Linked DNA regions of Mus musculus: region 2 is linked to region 1. The links are chromatin contacts, found by Hi-C or POLR2A ChIA-PET in ENCODE. All regions are on one chromosome and are shown on one strand. Each heading gives the region's core, a stretch centred on a gene start or an enhancer-like site at or near the end of the contact. The rest is flanking DNA. Distances are from core to core; before and after follow the strand shown.

The links. A loop is a pair of places that touch in the nucleus more often than their neighbours do. ChIA-PET counts read pairs that join two places held with the same protein, here RNA polymerase II (POLR2A).
Region 2: a loop to region 1 is called in a map of mouse embryonic stem cell, with 2.0 times the contacts of the local background. The contact joins the promoter of Atp1a2 here to the promoter of Atp1a4 in region 1. A Hi-C loop is called at or near these places in 8 of 37 maps with a recorded cell type or tissue (Patski, adrenal gland, gastrocnemius and 3 more). POLR2A ChIA-PET finds 5 or more read pairs at or near these places in 3 of 5 experiments (Patski and embryonic stem cell).

What each region holds. Positions count from the first base shown.
Region 1 is chr1:172,256,054-172,260,082 of GRCm38, reverse strand. Atp1a4 (ATPase, Na+/K+ transporting, alpha 4 polypeptide) reads left to right here and starts at 1,659. Exons shown (of 23, transcript NM_013734.1): 1 at 1,659-1,728; 2 at 2,023-2,198; 3 at 2,381-2,440. The coding sequence starts at 2,049.
Region 2 is chr1:172,296,429-172,300,457 of GRCm38, reverse strand. It overlaps Atp1a2 (ATPase, Na+/K+ transporting, alpha 2 polypeptide), which reads left to right and starts at 2,394. Exons shown (of 23, transcript NM_178405.3): 1 at 2,394-2,577. The coding sequence starts at 2,566.

The DNA of each region.
Region 1 (4,029 bases), core at 410-2,909:
GCACATGTAGCTGCATGTGAAACAGTGAATCCAAACTATTCATTGAACCCAGACCACGTACCACCAGAAGTTATTCTTTGTATGGAGCAAGGCTTCTTTAAGTGCCCCCCCCTTTCTCCTGAGATATCATTATACAACTTTACATACTAATGAGACCGATGCACTCATTTATATAAAGAGCTAAACCTTGGCTAAATATTTGATATTACCCAGCAATATTTTTCAGAGTTGATTGATCAATGTTTTTTTATTATCAAACACCAGTGCTAACCAAGTCTTTTCTTGCCAATATGCAGTGCAAAATAGAAGTATGTTTCAAAGATTGCTGTAAAAGTTATCCTAACCTCAAGCCAAAACTCACTCAGTGATTTTTTTTTATATACAATTTTAATGGAACCCAAGGCATCAAACATTCTTGCACAATGCAATCCAAAATTACAATACTTCCACACCAAGGAATCATGGGATGAGAATATTAGAGGTCATTTTCTTCCTGTTTCTATAAGAACAGAAAAGTTTGTTTGTACAGTGAAAACACCAAATGAGGGAGGGGCAACTCAGCAGTAAAGGAACGCGCTGCCCAAGCCAGAGGGCCTGAGCTCTCAACCTCTGGGACTCACGTGATAAAAGAGAAAGACTCTCACAGGTTGTCCTCTGACCTCCACACAGGCACTGTGCCATGTGCATGCATGGAACACACAGACACACACAGATACACACACACACACACACACACACACAGAGACATGCACACCACAAACTGAGCTACAGTATTTCTGACAACATTTGTTACACCCATACAACAGTGCCAAGTGGGCATGGCGTTTGTTTAGAACCAAAGCTATAGAGAAGCTGCATGACAGAACAGGAGTGGGCACCGGCAGAACCCTGATTCATTACATGCTTGATTTCAAACAAATCTTTTGTTCTTTTACACTGAGAACCTTTTTATTGTTGCCCGCGCACTCACACACGAGTGCACACACATATGGCCATTTAGCCGCACCACCAGTTATAGGGTGGCCACATACAGTTTGAAAAGCTAGGATGTAGAGCACCTCACTTTAATTCTGGCTCTTGCTACTTTACAAGGTAGAAGGCATTATTTTAACAGAACAGGAAAGTACAGAAGCGGGCAGTGAATTTGTACAGTCACACAGATGTTAGATGAGGACTCAGTATTCAGACACAGAGTCCATCTCTAGAAATAAAAAAATAAATACAGTATTGGCCAGTAGCTGGGCCTCAGTAGAGCTGGAAATGTCAGCTCACGGCACTAACCCCGACGCTCAGAGGATGCAGAGACAAGAGAATCAGCACACGTTATAGATCATACCAGTACAGAGCAAATTCTAAACCAATAAGGGCTATGTAGCTAGGCTACACACACACACATTACTGTTTTGATTTGATTGAGCCACCTAACTGGAGTGTCGTCCCTAGCCTCAGAAGTCACAAGACCATGCATGCGAAGACTTCGTTCTAACTTTGCTGTCTGATCTAAATTCTTTGAGCCAACCTGCTCCAGTCACCCTCACCCAGGTGGAGGGAGGTTTGTGCGTTCTTGGTTAGAGCTCTCATGAGCCCATTATGATGCCAGGCCTAGGCTGTCGCCATAGCACCCAGAGGACCCAGGGCTGGGAGCACCAGGCCTGCCCAGAAGCTCACTCTGACCTCGGCTCCCACTGCACTTCCCACCTGCTGAACCCCTGCATCTTCATCATTTAGGTACCTGGGTACCCTTTGTGCCAGTCCCTGCTCTTTACCTCACCCTCTCATTCAGAGTCTAGACTCACTCCACTTGGCGCTTCCTTCTCCAGCTTTACCACTCAGACTTGCTCCCTTCACCTTTCCTTTCCTATGCTTATAGATAGCCCTCTCTACCTTCCCACTCCTTGGCTGACCTTTGCTCTTTCCACCACACTGGCCTCACCACCACCACCCCCAACTCCTCAACTCCTCCCCCCACTCACTCCCCTACCCCCTTAACCCTCTTTTGCTTTCTTTCCACCGGTTGAGCAGAGCCAGCTATACCTAGAGATCATATTATGGAGCCTGGAAAAGAAAAGGAGGTAGAGGCCCCTGGTGAGCTGAATCAGAAACCAAGACCCAGCACCAGGTCCTCAACTACAAATAGACAGCCGAAAATGAAAAGAAGGAAGAAAGATTTAGAAGAGCTGAAGAAGGAAGTGGTTATGGTGAGGATGGCCAAAGCAAACTGCCCTTGAAAGACCCTTCAGCCTTTGCCTGATGGCTTCCACATCCTACCTGGAGAAGAAGCAAAGCACGCTTCCAGGACGGTCCCCTCCAACCCCCTCCTTCCTCCCTGCACATGACCTGAGGTCACCGTCTCACCTTAATAACTCTTCTGTTCCCTCAGGATGATCACAAGCTAACGTTGGATGAGCTGAGTGCCAAGTACTCTGTGGACTTGACCAAGGTAAGAACTGCTTGAAGCAGAACAGAAGTCCTCAGTGACTTGAGGACACTAACCAGGGCAGCGCAGAAGCTGAAAGTGACCCCCACTCTCAACTCCAGATCCAACTGTGTACCTCTTACCCTTAGCCCCGCAAAGCTCCACACAACTCTACTTGGAAAAAATGGTCGCAGTAACTATCTGAGAAAGTTGTGATGGTGTGGATGGTTGGGAATATGCCTTTTGTCTTGTCCTCTAGACCTGTTTATACTCTTAGGATTTATCAAGAACTCCAAAGAGCTTTTGCTTAGGTAAAAAATAATGTTATTGGTATTTGCCATGGTAAAAATTTAAATTGGCAAATTTTAAAAGTATTTCTGAGTTCCTTTATAAAGAGTAGTTGCTGGGAATGTGGCTCAGTGGCAGAGCATCTTCAGCCTGAGTTTGATCCCTAGAGTCATGAAAGAAGAGAAGGAAAAAAAGGCTTATTATAAACTAACAGCAATATTTTTTAACCAATTAACTATTTTTCCAAAAAAAAATTAGTGTCATCTTACATTTTACAAATCTCTTTAATACCTAACTTTATTTTATGTTTGTTTTCTTGAGACAAGGTCTTACTATGTAGCTCTGATTAGCCTGGAACCCACTATTATGTAGATCAGGCTGGCCTTGAACTCATAGAAATCCACCTGCCTCTGCTGGGATTTATGTATGACACTATACCCAGCATTTAATTTCTAGTTTTCTAATAGAAAAATCTGAATTCTCATACCTTTTGATATTAAATCTACTGGGATGTATCATGACATCTTTGGAAAACTTCAAGTGTTATCTTTCTATTAGTGTGACAAAATATCTGAATCTGTGGTGTTTGGACAAGAAGGGTCCCCATAGATTTATATTTGACTACTTTGTCCTCAGTTGGTGGAACTTCTTGGGAAGAATTAGAGGGTGTGGCCTTGTTGGAGGAAGTGTGTTACTGGGGCTCTAAAGTTTTAAAAGTCCAGCCATCCCCAGTAAGCTCTGTCTGTCTGTCTGTCTGTCTGTCTGTCTGTCTGTCTCTGTCTGTCTCTCTCTGTCTGTCTCTCTGTCTCCCTTTCTCTGTGTCTCTCTGTCTGTCTCTCTCTCTCTGCCTTGTATCTGTGGATCAGGATGCAAGCTCACAGCTACAGCCTGCCTGCTGCCATAATCCCTGCCATGATGGTCATGGCTCTAACCATCTGGGACTGTAAGCCCCAACAAACACTTTGTTGTGTACATTGCCTTGGTCATGGTATCTCTTCACAGCAATAGAACAAAGTAACTTAAGACAGAGACAAACAATGTAAAGGAGGAAGGAGTCACTCTGACTTGGAGCTAGGAGGGTTCAGGCCAGGGTCTCTTGGCTCCACTGCTCACACTTCATCTGTGGGGAGGAAGGAAGCCACGTGATGGAACACAGCTGCTGACTTCATGGCAAATAGGGAGATGAGGGGAGAATCCCAACATACCTTTCAAGGGCACCTCCCAGCAGTCTATTTCCTCCCCTGAACTCTCCCGACAGCACCCTCACAACACCACCATCAGCTGGGCGTCAGGTAATTTGGGGAATATCTAAGAGTCAAACCATA
Region 2 (4,029 bases), core at 1,145-3,644, 40 kb before region 1:
TCAAATGCAGGACATGGCAGGGAGCCCTAGCAGGCTTTGCAAGCAGAGGAAGGGCACAGCCCTTTCCGTTACTGAGACAGCAGAACCAGGCTGTGGGAAGGCCTGGGCAGTACAAGAAGGTGCCAGCAGGGGTGGGAGGAGGTTGGGGGAGCACTCAGAGCCTTTCTCTTCAGCCTTACCTTATATCTTGAAGAGGCTAGGGCGATTACTCAGGAACTCTGGCTCAGGCCTATAGATGCTACTTATACCCCCCAAAAGGATCATCTATTCACCCCTAAACCCCACACTCCACTAGCCTTCAGGTAAATCTTCTAGAGCCTTCGTCCCCAGCTTTACATCTTCAGCTGTTCTCTGTGTCCTTGACACACAGGGACTGTGTTTAATTTCCTCTCATGATTTTCCCAGTCTCATCTACTCCAGACCCAGACCATGAGAATGGACCACAGACCATGAGAAAGTCCATGTGTGCTTATAGGGCCCATCCTTCCTGCGTAGGCCCAGGAGGAAACAGTTAGGGGCAGGTAGGCGCTGACCCTCCGGTGTCTGTAATGGAAAAATCTCAGCTGCAGAGCCGGAGGTGGCCAGCTATTTAGGGAATTCAGATGTGAGCCCTGTGCTCTGAGAGTAGATTTCCTGGACAAGAGGTCCATAATCGCTCTACAGGGAGCTCCCTCCAGGGCCAGAGGGGGCTCAACCCAGCCAGCCCAGCCAGCGGGCACCTTAGGACTCCTGCCAATGCCTCATTGCCTCCCTCCTCCTTCCCAGCCAGGGTTCTCAGACCTGCCCCTGCTCAGTGGGCGTCCACTCACTCACTACATTTCGGTGCCCAGAGAAATGGGGACACTGCAGAACTTTATCCCTCTAACTGTTCCTAGTCGGTGGGGGCAGAAAATCTTCTTCTCTCTGTCCCCAGCCTCCATTCTTCAACAAATGAATGATGCCAACACCCCCCCCCGCCCCCAGAGCGGCTGGGCTGGTCATGAGTTATCTGCTCTGTTCCTGTTTCTATTGAGAGTAATGTTGAAGACATCTTCTCAGCTGGAGGTGAAGCCCCCTCCCTCCCCCCAGACCCAACCTCCAGGATCTCCCATGCCATTAAACAGGTCTCTCACAGTGGAGTCTGCCTGACCCCTTCCTCCCAGAAGGAACCAAGGAAGTCCTTGCTCTTTCTAGTCCCACAGAGTTGGTATTTGAGGTGATAATGACTTCCATGCCCTCCTGCTACACCTTCCAGATTTGACTTCTCATACCATTCACCGACCTCCGACTCAGACTCACTCAAAGCTCCCCTGTAGCAGTGAAGGGGAGGCTCATCTGCTTCATACACAGAATGGCAGAAATGCTTCCACGTGCCTGTTGTGCCCGGACTTGGGCGGCCTTCCTGGCTCTTTCATATCTTCTGTCCTTCACCTTCCCAACTGCTTCTAAGTGCGGAGACTCTTGCTTGTCTTGAACACTGGGTTACAGGTGTGTCCACCATTAAAAATCATGTCACAATGTTATAACCAACAACATTCATGTCATCTACAAACCACACTGGACAACTATGAAATCACATTATCCAGAGAGAGAGAGAAAGAGAGAGAGAGAGAGAGAGAGAGAGAGAGAGAGAGAGAGAGAGAGAGAGAGAGAGAGAGAACGAACGTTGGTGGTGGCACATTCTCTTAATCCCAGCAGAGGCAGGGGGATCTCTGAATTTAAGGATTAGCCAGATCTGTAGAGCGATTTCCACAACAGCCAAAGCAACACAGAGAAAACTTGTGTCAAAAAACAAACAAACAAATAAAAAATCGCTACACTGTTACAAAGCATCTCAATGTTTGAAGTAAGGTTAGGATGTATTGGGCCAAATTCCTAGCTATGGTGGTGGTGGGGTGGCGTATGGAGCCCAAGAGCAACAAGTGGGACATGCCTGGTGCAGCATCTCCAGGCTTTGGTTCTGCAAGGAGCTTCAAAAGCAAGAGTCGTCTGATTCTAGTTCTAATTCTTTCTTGGTCACAACGTCCTTGCAGCCCCTTACAGCAGATGGAGCAGGCTGTTGCTTTCTCTGGAAACTTGGATGTGAGCTCAGGGAGATTCTGTCTTATCCAGTAAGATTGCTGAATTCTTATAGCCTTGCTTCCCCACCTGGAAATATAGGCAATTAGTCCCAGGACCATGAGCTGGCTGCTCTCGAGGGGCCACCTCTCCTTTTTCCAGCTACCCCTTCCCCATTCCTTTCCCCTTGCTTCTCTCTTGGTTGTAGCTGCCCATGGGATGGGGAAATGCTAAGAGGAGCTGAGGGGGACAGACCGGGGACAAAACAGGACCATCAGCTGGGCCAGTTGCTAAAGAGGCGGGAGGGGAGGGGAGGAGTCCTCAGGGATCCAGTTTCAACAAACGTTTCTTTCCCCAGAAGGGGAAGGCGGGAGTGAGGGGGAGAGGGACCTATTTAAAGCTACCCTGTTGCTCAGACTGTCTCTGTCTGTCTGCCAGGGTCTCCAGCTGCCCCAGACAGGCGGTGTGGTCTTGGGATCCTCCTGGTGACCTTTCCAGCCTAGGTCCCCTCAGCCACTCTGCCCCAAGATGGGTCGTGGGGTGAGTATCCCTCCAAGATCAGGGGCCACTCTCTGGAGGGTGGAGTAGAAATGGGACGTGGAGAGAGGGGTGAGAGACGCTGACGGACTGCGTGGGATGGTTTGAACTTGGAACTAGTCTCCCGACTGCACATGCATGTGGATTCGTTCCACGGAGCTCATGAGCCTAGGGACTGGCAGGTTCTGCAGCTACCCTGCTCTCTGCCTCTCCCACAACTAGCCTAAGAAACTACCCAAGTGTCCTTCTAGATCTCCCTGCTCTCTGCCCACTCATCCTTACTCCACAAATCCCTCCTCTCGCTCCACAATCCCGAGCTTCCCAGCTGAAGAGATCTTTGACACTGTTAGTTCTCTGCCGTCCTTGTTACCCACTGAAAATATCTATTGCTCTGAGGTCCTTAGCCCAAGAGTACAGGGGCCAGCCTGGGGCTGGGAAGAGCCACCTAGCAGTTGATTACACCAGTTCCCAGAGTTCTTCATGCCAGAGTCAGCTGGGGCAGAGAGAGCAAAGATGTATCCCCAGCCCTCACCCCAGCACCCCTCCGGATGTCCCCATAAGCACTGTCCTGGGCTCCAGGCCATAGGTTTTGGGGACCTTTCCAAAGGCTGCTGAGAACTGCGCCTGCCTATGGCATTGTGAAGCAATGGATTTGCCAGTGAAAAGATTAACAGCCATATCTGGGCGAGCAAGGACAAGGCTTCCAATTCTTGGGAATAAAATCCCCATATGAAGAAAAAGGACCCAATCCCTTTCCATACTGTGCTTGGAAGTTTTCCTCATGTGGAATCCTGGCAAAAGAGGGCACAGAGGGAAAGGGCTTGACAGGCCATTGCAAAATGCAAGGGGGACAGTGCCACAGGGTGCTGTGAGCCAATTTCTGGATCCAAGGAGGAGTCAGGCAAGGACATGTTATTGCACTAAGCTGAACAGCTGGAAAAACTCGAATCCTGGACACCAGAGATCCAGAGCTTGGGTGGGAACTGGAAATAGAAGACCATCGCGCATGTGTGCATACATGCATCTGTGTGTGTGTGTGTGTGTGTGTGTGTGTGTGTGTGTGTGTGTACACGTGTCCACAACCTTACAATAGCGTGTTCCTAGGATAGTGCTGCAGGCTTCCATGGGTGAACCTGCACTATGTTTCAGCAGGAGAATTTGCAAATGAAGGGCCTCTGGGCATACAGGGTGATGGGTGGTGAGTGTAAGGTGAGGGCTGTAAGCCCGCCCTTAGGAACTATCTATGGGCAATGGGTTTCCCCAAGGAAGAGTCATGGTTAAACTGGGACCTTCAGTAATATCGTTCCTGCTCCCCATAGAAAGAGCAGATCCAGCTGAGGGGCAGAACCTCTGAGAGTCCAAGGCCAACCAGGTCAGGCAAGCCCAACCTCCATCTAAGTAGAAAGAAAGAGCAGACAACCCTCCACTCTGCTCTACCCCAGAGTAAGGTAGCCC